Regions from separate parts of the Homo sapiens genome. Here region 2 is linked to region 1. The links are chromatin loops, found by intact Hi-C in ENCODE. Cell type or tissue: MCF 10A. All regions are shown on one strand.

Evidence for each region. A loop is a pair of places that touch in the nucleus more often than their neighbours do. Peaks named below come from ENCODE experiments on the same cell type or tissue, not always from the same donor. Only the 100,000 strongest peaks of a DNase experiment are listed, where the experiment ranks them.
Region 2: it touches region 1 in a loop (3-fold over the local background); 7 of 110 quality-filtered maps call a loop at or near these places.

The regions. Positions count from the first base shown.
Region 1 is chr11:85,939,639-85,944,638 of GRCh38, forward strand. No RefSeq gene overlaps it. Among named protein-coding and RNA genes, the nearest start is that of CCDC83, 87 kb to the left of the region's middle. In MCF 10A, a CTCF peak has its summit at 1,910 (motif pointing right); a DNase peak (open chromatin) is centred at 1,923.
Region 2 is chr11:85,692,145-85,697,144 of GRCh38, forward strand. It overlaps SYTL2 (synaptotagmin like 2), which reads right to left. Exons shown (of 20, transcript NM_206927.4): 19 at 4,039-4,244; 20 at 2,085-3,196. The coding sequence ends at 3,051. Among named protein-coding and RNA genes, the nearest start is that of CCDC89, 8.4 kb to the left of the region's middle. In MCF 10A, a CTCF peak has its summit at 2,441 (motif pointing right); no DNase peak of the experiment used is centred here.

The DNA.
Region 1 (5,000 bases):
CTTACACTTCAAAATGGAGTGAAGTTGCCATTTTTTAAAGAATGGTAAACTTGTTATAGGTAAGATTTATCTCTATTTTTCTCAGGAAAAAAAAAAAACTTACTTTCCACTGGGACAAATCAAACAGCTTCTAGTAACCAACAAAAACAGCCTATGTGGCAACTCACTGATTTCAGCAGGTCAACAGAAATTGATTTTTTCTCTCACACTTGGAGAGTTCGGATCATGATTTTAAAGCAAGCCAGTCATAACATGTTAAGAATCCCACCTAATTTGTTAGTTGTGGCAGTTTTTCCTTCACAGTGTGAATTTGAGTCAGAAGAAAATATCAAGTGACTATATAAGGAAAATGGCTGTGCTTCCAAGACAAGGATACCCTCTCTCACCACTCCTATTCAACATAGTATTGAAGTTCTGCAAGGGCAATTAGGCAAGAGAAAGAAATAAAGGGTATTCAAATAGGAAGAGAGGAAGTCAAATTGTCTCTGTTTGCAGATGACATGATTGTATATTTAGAAAACCCCATCCTCTCAGCCCAAAATCTCCTTAGCTGCTAAGCCACTTCAGCAAAGTCTCAGGATACAAAATCAATGTGCAAAAATCACAAGCCTTCCTATACACCAATAATAGACAGAGAGCCAAATCATTACGGAACTCCCATTCACAATTGCTACAAAGAATAAAATACCTAGGAATACAACTTACAAGGGATGTGAAGGACATTTTCAAGGAGAACTACAAACCACTGCTCAAGGAATTAAGAGAGGACACACAAAAAAAATGGAAAAACATTCCATGCTCATGGATAGGAAGAATCAATATTGTGAAAATGGCCATACTGCCCAAAGTAATTTATAGATTCAGTGCTATACCCATGAAGCTACCATTGACTTTCTTCACAGAATTTTAAAAAACTACTTTAAATTTCATATGGAACCAAAAAAGAGCCCGTATAGCCAAGACAATCCTAAGCAAAAAGAACAAAGCTGGAGGCATCATACTACCTGACTTCAAACTATACTACAAGGCCACAGTAACCAAAACAGCATGGTACTAGTACCAAAACAGATATATAGACCAATGGAACGAACAGAGTCTTCAGAAATAACATCACACATCTACAACCATTTGCTCTTTGACAAAGCTGACAAAAACAGGAAATGGGGAAAGGATTCCCTATTTAATAAATGGTGTTGGAAAAACTGGCTATCCATATTCGGGAAACTGAAACTGGACCCCTTCCTTACACCTTATACAAAAATTTACTCAAGATGGATTAAAGATTTAAATGTAAGATGTAGAATCATAAAAACCCTAGAAGGAAACCTAGACAATACCATTCAGGACATAGGCACACCCTAATTGAATGGCTGATGGTGGCCATACAAATGGTATGGAATGACACCAGAGAAATACCAGAAACTGTGAGTAAATGGCAGTTGTATACAGATTTGGTGCAAGTAATTTGGGAGATGGGTATATGGCAGGCTATGTTCGATCTGAATACCTGAGGGCCAGATGATGAACGCTTTACCTCCCACATGAGGGACCTTGTATTGGGCTCTGCCCCGCCAAGTGCCTTCGGCTCCCTGGCCGCTCTCCTCACTCCATATGTGGGGTGCCACATACTTGAAGTGACTACTGCCATGGCGGCCCTTGGGGAAGCAAAGGGCCATTAGTGGGACCTAGGAATCTACACCATAAAAAGGGGAACAGTACCCCTTCTGCAGGGTGCCACCTCATGGGACAAAAAGGGGCCCCAGTGGATGACCCACATGCCACCAGATATAGATTGATTTGATTTTGGATAGGGTTGACCAAGAGAAAATTGATAGGCAACCCAATGAAGTGCCGTTAACTTTGTAGAGGCAACTGTCCCTGGAGCAGCAATTCCAGAAAATGCCCAAGAGGTGGCAGGATGATGCTGCTCAGCTCAGTACCCCCGGCCACTCCATCTCAAGCACTACTTGCAGATGGATGGAGGTATAGAAATTTTTGTGTTTGATAAGGGAACTGGCCGAGGTGCTCGGCTTGGGGGAACACTGGACAACTGGAGGCCACAAGTGGAATTGACAATCCACTGGTCCCCCACCAACATACAGCGGGTGCTGGTGCTGGTAGACACTGGCACAGATTGTACTCTCGTCTGTGGGAACCTGGATAAATTTCCAGGCAAGGCTGCATATATAGATGGCTATAGAGGTCAGTCAGTGAAAGTGAAACCTGCATCTTTGCACCTTGGCATTGGCTGCTTGGCTCCCCACTTATAAACTATGTTTCTCCCATACCTGAATACATTTTGGGGGTGGATACTTTACATGGCTTGGCTTTACAAACCACGGATGGGGAATTCAGACTCCAAGTATGTGGGGTTAAGCTGGTACTCCACAGACATACACATCACTAGCTCCATGTCCTGCCACAACCCTTATGGATTACTTCCACGTGTCAATACCACTTGCCAGGTGAGCATACAGAGATAACTGAGACTATTAAGAAGTTAGAAAAGGTGCAGATAATGTGTAACACCTACAGACCCTACAATTTTCCAGTATGGCCAGTCAAGAAGCCTGATGGAACTTGGCAGATGACAGTGGATTATTGAGAACTAAATAAAGTAATACCCCTTTTACATGCAGCTGTACCCTCTATCATGGATTTGATGGACCCCTTGACAATGAAGTTGGGAGAGTACCACTATGTGGTGGACTTGGCCAATGCATTCTTCTCAGTTGACATTGCTCCAGAGAGCCAGGAAGTTTGCCTTCACATGGGAAGGGCAACAGTGGACTTTCACAGTGCTGCCGCAGGGCTATATGTGTAGCCCCATCATACATCATGGTCTCCTTGCCACGGATTTAGCCGCCTGGAAGTGTCCAAAGGGAATCCACCTATTCCATTATATTGATGATATTATGTTAACCTCTGATTCTCTTGCAGGTTCAGAAGTGGTGGCACCCCTTTTACAACAACATTTGGCAGCATGAGGTTGGGCAGTCAACAAATCCTAGGTCCAAGGGCCTGAACTGTCTGCCAAATTATTGGTAGTTATCTGCTTGGGTAAAACAAAGGCTATACCAGAGGCCATCACTGATAAAATTCAGGCATATACCCGGCCCACAACAATGAGGCAACTACAGACTTTTGTAGGCCTCTTGGGATATTGGTGGGCATTTGTACCCCATTTGGCTCAGATGGTAAAACCGTTGTGTCAGTTGACAAAAATGGGAACTACTTGGGATTGGGACAATGAGGCTGAGATGGCTTTTCTGGCAGCCAAGTGGGCCATACAGCAAGCACAGGCCCTACAAGTAATTGATCGGGGCGCCCATTTGAACTTGATGTGCGTGTGACCACAGATGCTTTTGGCAAGGCCTATGGCAGCACACAGAGGGCTTTAGAATACTGGCAGGCTTTTGGTCCCAACTTTGGAAGGAAGCTGAGCTCTGGTATTCATTGATAGGGAAGGAGTTAATAGCTGCATATGCCACCCTTCAGGCTTGTGAGAGTGTGATGGGACAAACAACAGTAGTCATGCCTGTAGATGACTTACCCAATAGTGGGGTGGGTACCTTCACGGGTAATGACCCTCCGGACTGGGATGGCACAGACATCTACCTTAGCAAAGTGGGGAGCCTAGTCAAAACAGCAGAGTACCCTGAGTAAAAGCCCCTTATCAGCAGAATTACAAGAAGTCTTGGGACCTGTAGTCCTGATGCAAGATAAGGCCATGGGTCAACCTGAGGCACCCTTAAACCCTGAGCCATTACCATTTAAAGAGGGGCAGGCACCTCTTCCATTCCCAGTGGAGCATGGTATAAAGATGGGTCCAGCCAGGGTGTTACTGCTGCCTGGACTGCTGTTGCGGTCCAGCCTAGTATTGATACCATATGGTTTGATACTGGAGGTGGACAAAGTCAGTGAGCTGAACTCGGGGCAGTATGGATGGTGATCACCAAGAAGGAGACACCTATGGTAATCTGCCCCAGTAGCTGGGCAGTTTACTGAGGCCTGACCTTGTGGTTAACTACCTGGAAGTTACACGATTGGCTAGTTGGTCACTGGCCCATTTGGGGCCAGGCCATGTGGCAAGACCTATGGAAAGAAGGATGACCTCCTCTGACCAGGTATGGGGACCAACAGTAACCTGTGGTTGCCTGCCCTAATGCCCCTAAAGGCAGGGGAACAAAAAACCTGGCTTTGAACATGGACCCTTCAAGTCCCCCATTGCCAATGGTTGGCTATGGTAGCCCTCTGGGGGGAGGGCCTACAGTATGATTTACATGTCACTCCTTGGGTATTCAATATATGGCTTCCATGATTGACCGTTCGTAGGGGAATGCTCAGGGAAGGAACCCCCCTCCTTGTATTGTCTGTATGGCCTATTGTGAGCTCCCCAGTGACTTTGGCACAAATACAGGACACAAAGAAACCATGGGGAGCTGAGAAGCTGTGGTACCATTGCCCAGGGCAGAAGCCCTTGGCGGCTGCATTGTTATCCAGAGATAAAAGGTTGGCTTGTATTTTGCCTCAGAAGAGTGATTTACCTGTGTGTGCCTGCTTTGTCATTCTGACCATAAGTTGACATGCTCTAACAGCATTGTGGAATGGGCTATGCTGAGATGACCAATGTGTCCAGCTGTTGGATCTGCACCACCCTTCCCGTAGCAGCTGCAGATGACTTGCCCTGGCACATACATCCAGCTTCTGCAGAAAACCAGACATGGTTAGAGACTTGGGGTCCCATGGCCAATGTTTGTAACATGACACAGCAAGCTTTGGCTAGGGAGTGCTATAAGACCCATGGCATTCCCACCCCCTGGCTGACCTGTAGCATCTATGATGGATGGGGCTGGTTAGTGGGGGTTAGCCCCCACCACAGGTACCATGATGTATAGAGCAGCTTTGGGTAATGCCACCATGGGGTGGTTACCCGCCATAGCCTGCACAAATATAATATATGTCACCACACCAAAGGTGCGGCAGAATAGGCAGCTTCA
Region 2 (5,000 bases), 250 kb before region 1:
AACAAATTGCATGTATACCTAGCTCTTGATTTCACCAGTGTCTATATAACATCCCATTCTTCTAATAATGAACCATTTTCCTTTGGCCACAGGGTGGGCACATTACCCAGGCTAGGTGAATCATATTACACCATCCACAGTGAATGGTCCAATAGGTGGGCATATGACACAGACCTGGCCAGTTTCCACCATAGGTCTCTCAAGCTGAACCTAGGAAAGAGAAGTGCTTTAGCTGAGAGGTTGTGATGTTGAACCTGGCTGAGGTGCTATTTCTCACTCCCTGAAGAAAAGAGACCACATCTGAGTCTCTAGTTCCAGCCTGCAAGTCCCCAAAATAACCTAGGTTCCCGCAGTACTTCTTTACTCTGTGAGCTAACCCAGTATATTTCCAATAAATCCTCCTTTTTGGCTTATTACCAGTTGGGCTTCTGAAAAAAAAAAGCCCTAAAATATGCAGTTCAAGGAATGCCTCTAGCTTAGAAAAATGTACTTTGAAGTTTTAGGAGGGTCTTTGCCTAAAAGTTACACTGACTCAAAAGCATGTCAACCTGAGTTCACTAAAGAATTCAAGTTGCCTACATTTTTTTAAAGAGACAGGATCTCCTTCTGTCTCCCAGGCTGGAGTGCAGTGGCACAATCAAAACTCACTGCAGCCTCAAACTCCTAGGCTCAAGCAATTCTCCCACCTCAGCCTCCCAAGTAGCTAGGATTACAGGCACACACCACCATGCCCAGCTAATTTTTTTAGTTTTTCTAGAGATGGGATCTTGCTATGCTTCCCAGGCTGGTCTTGAACTTCTGGCCTCAATCAATGCTCTTGCCTCAGCCTCCCAAAGTGTTGGAATTACAAGCATGAGCCACCACACCCAGCCGTGCTTACATTTTATAAAGCATGAAGCTCACACTTAGCCTTCCTTTTGAACCAGGGAAGATTAAATTTATGATTTATATTTTTTTTTCATGTGAAACCTCTCCTTGGACTTCTTGAGGCAGTCAGAAGTGCTGTGGATAGATGCAAAGAAGGTGGGGGGTTCTATTTCCCACTTTGGTGTTTTGAAGATGAGGGATCGGGGGATAGGATGAGACAGGCAGTCCTGGTCCTAGATGGGGAGATAATGGAGCCAATCTCATTATTGCTCCAGAGCTGGCTGGATGCTGGTTTTACAGGTAACTGAAAGAAAGCCTGAGGAAGTAGCTTGTACTATGATCTGGCACAAGCCAGAACAGGGTTTGTGCTTCTACCGCTGTGCTCTAGAAGCGTGACTCTAATTAGCTCATTTTGCCCTTCCTTAAGGTCAGAGCGGGAATGATAAATAGAGCTAGACTAAGCACTCTAATAAAAAACCTGGGTTGGGAGGCCGAGGCAGGCAGATCGCAAGGTCAGGAATTCTCGAGACCAGCCTGGCCAACGTGGTAAAACCCCATCTCTACTAAAAATACAAAAATTGGCCGGGCATGGTGGTGGGCACCTGTAATCCCAGCTACTCAGGAGGCTGAGGCAGGAGAACTGCTTGAACCCGGGAAGCAGAGGTTGCAGTGAGCCGAGATCACGCCAGCGCACTCCGGCCTAGGTGACCAAGCGACACTCCATCTCAAAAAAAAAAAAAAAAAGACCTGAGGAGACAATGGAAAGGGCATTGACCTAGATTAGTCACTCTTATTGACAAGTGGGTAGAACGTTCTAGTATCTGTTCAGGAAGAACAGGCAAGCATTCTAGTTGTTTTCAATGACATTTATGAGATGCTTGTTGTAAGATCCCATGTTCGCCTGTCACTCAGGCTTTCTTGAACCTACATTAAATCAGTGCTTGTTTTCAGAAAATTAAGCTGGTTGGGTCCTAAGGGAGAGTAATGTGCTTCATATACTAAAATCATCCCCAAAGCATTTTAACTACTTAAAAAAAAATAAAAATCCTTGAGATCTGCTATGTCCTTTAAAACAAAATAAATAAAAATAAAAATCCTACTCTTAATAACATAGCCAAAGTTGCCCACTTAGGGGAGATGATGCCCAGAATTGCAGTGAAGACTGCAGAAACATTAGCCCAGAAGAAGTTCATTAGCCTTGTTAGGAAATTTAGATGTTTAGAATTCCTAAAATATTTTATTTAAAATGAGAAGTCACGCTAATTTTCTAATACAATTTAAATCAAATGATAATTTATTCTAAGGGTTTTTACAAAATACGAAAATTTTACATACATAAGAAGAACAGTATAACTGAGCAACTTACATTCTAATTAAAACTTTGTTGCAAAACATGTTTGTGACTACTCTTATGCTGCTTTCATATAGTAAAGTTATAAGAAAAACAATCATATATATGCAGGGTTTTAAAAAAATAAACTCATAAAAATACAGGCTTGAGACCTATTTTAGAATTAAGTCAAAACAAGCCAACAACTGAATTGTACCTATGGCCAGTGGGTGGCACTAAAATACATTTGAGGCTTGTTTTAACTGTTTGTTTTCTCAAGGCAGAAAAACACCAGTAGTTTCAGTCTCATTGCCCTAATATGGAATTCCATATTTTATTAGAGATTACAGAGTAAATAGTTTCTTAAGGTCCATTTTTTTTTTTATCATCACTGATGTCTGTCTCCATTCCCTGCTCCACTTTGAGTATCTTTCTGCGACTTTTTCCCACAACCTACAAAGGTCCTGCAAGGGTACCAGACCCTCTTAACTGTGGCACAGAATTGTGGTGTGAAACACATGATGGCAAACAAGAACATTTTGCTTCTTAACAATACCCCATGTTTAATGCTCTGGGGCAGCTTTTTCTTTGAAGCAGCAGCAGAAATTCAATTTTCCTAGCTTGTTCAAATATCTTATTTAATATTAGAGTCACAAATTACACATTTTGTTATATTTAAATCCCTTGGGCCTTGTAATCAAAGAAGCACATGCAGATTGACTTTTACATGCTGTGTAGTATTCCTTAGGTGCAATAGATAGAAAGTGAGGATATTTGTCCACCTACTCAGATTTTCAAGATCAGATTCCACCGGTTTAGTAGTTTTCAGTGGAGGAGCCAGTGGAATTTGGGCTCATTTGGAAATCTTGGCAATCAAAAGCATTCTGAGAGGCAGTGTTGCTTCAATCCAAGTATTGGGGGAGTTTACCATCTTCTCCCAGAGAGCAACTTCCTCTGAAGTAGAGTCCATCCAGTCCACTTCAGTCCCATAACTTTTACCTGAAAAAAGGAAGCTTTGCATTTAGAAAGAAACAGCTCATTGGGGGTAGGGGAAAGAGGGAAAGTTATTCCCTAATTATAACCACCAGTGGAAGCTAGGAGGAGCTTTCTTCACTGGGAGGGCAGATGTGAGACTCAACATAAGGAAGAACTGTTCAATTGTCTGAGTGACTTCATGTTTGTAATCATTACCATAATTCCTAGAGCAATGATTTTTCTTCAAGTTAATGTAAAGGCCAGATGAAAATTCATCAGGGAATAAGGGAGTTGGGAGGACTCCTGCACTGGGTTGGAGATGACACTAGATAATCTCTAGGTTAGTGTGACTAAGGCTTTAGTGTCTAACAGACTCAATTTTGAATCTTGGCTCTGCCACTTTGTAGCTATGTTACTTACTTTCTTGGACTATCAGTTCCTTTGGGGTAACATTAGTAACTACCTCATAGACTTGTGAGGATTCAATGAAATAATGTAAATGAAGCATTTAATACAGTGACTGGTGCTCCAAAAATGTTATTGTTATTACTCAAAGCATATATTTAGCCTTGAAGGACCATAAATGTTTTTGCAGGGCAGACTAGTGATGAAGGCTTTTCTGTCCCTGCCACTGCCACAATAACTTAAACTCTATATGCAGAGACACTTCACCCTGTTAATCCTCATATCTGGAGCCCTTGGCATACAACCTGACATTTCTTTACTCATTTATTTCACTATACTTAAGAGATATCTGTTTTCAGGATATCTCGGTTTTCACTGGGAAGAAGCAAAGCAACAAACAAACCTCTAGTATCTCTAGAAAAATTTGGCTCATGGAGAATTAAAAATGTAGCAAACAGTACCTGTTCCAAAGCCAATACGAAGACCTCCCAAAAATTGGTTGGTTAATTTGTAATGGTCCCAGACAGTAAGCTCTACACAGGCTTCCATCAGATCTTCAGGCCTGAACCCATCATACACCATAGTGTGGTTGAAGATAGGGTTGGTGGTTTTCCCTACAGCTCTTGTCTTCTGGCGACTTTTCCTACTTGTATCTGGAAGGATGGTACTACAAAAAGAGGCATGATTGTGGGAGCATTTTAGTAAGATAGTGAACATTCATGCTTTCAATACATAACAACACAGCTATTAAAGATTGACAATGGAGGAAAAGATGTGGAGAGATAGTGGTGGTGGTGGTTTGGCAGACAGTGGGGTAGGGGGTAGGAACACATCATGCTGAAAAGACTCTGGACCTAGAGTCAGCTATACTTGGTTTGAATCCTGACTCTGCTACCTCCTGGGTATGCATTTTAGGGAAAGTTACTCAACCTTACGGACACTTGCTTCTTCATCTATAAAATGGGAATGGTGATGCTGATTTCATAAGGCTAAAATTAGAATTAAATAACATATGCAAAACACTTAGCTCCATGCCTGCATTTAGTAAGTGCTTAATATGCTAGTAATCATTTGAGGATTCCTTTAAAATTTGCAAGCACAGGCTATCCTGATTAGCTGTGATAGCCTAAGACATTTGTGTTATACAGAATAGAAAAAGAAGAGAAACCTCTCCAAATTGCTAGATTTGACTTTGGAAATAAATTATGTAATTTTTTTTTTACAATCACTTACATTTCATTTATGATAACAATTAAATGAACTTTAACCTACCATGCCTCTTGTAAGTGGCAATATAAGACAATACAAGTGGCAACACAAGGCAAGAAGGTCTGTGAATGGTCTCAGAATGTGACTGACTGACTTGGTCTTAGAATGAGGCTGACTTGAGCCAAAAAAATCTTACCAGCTGACATCTATAAAG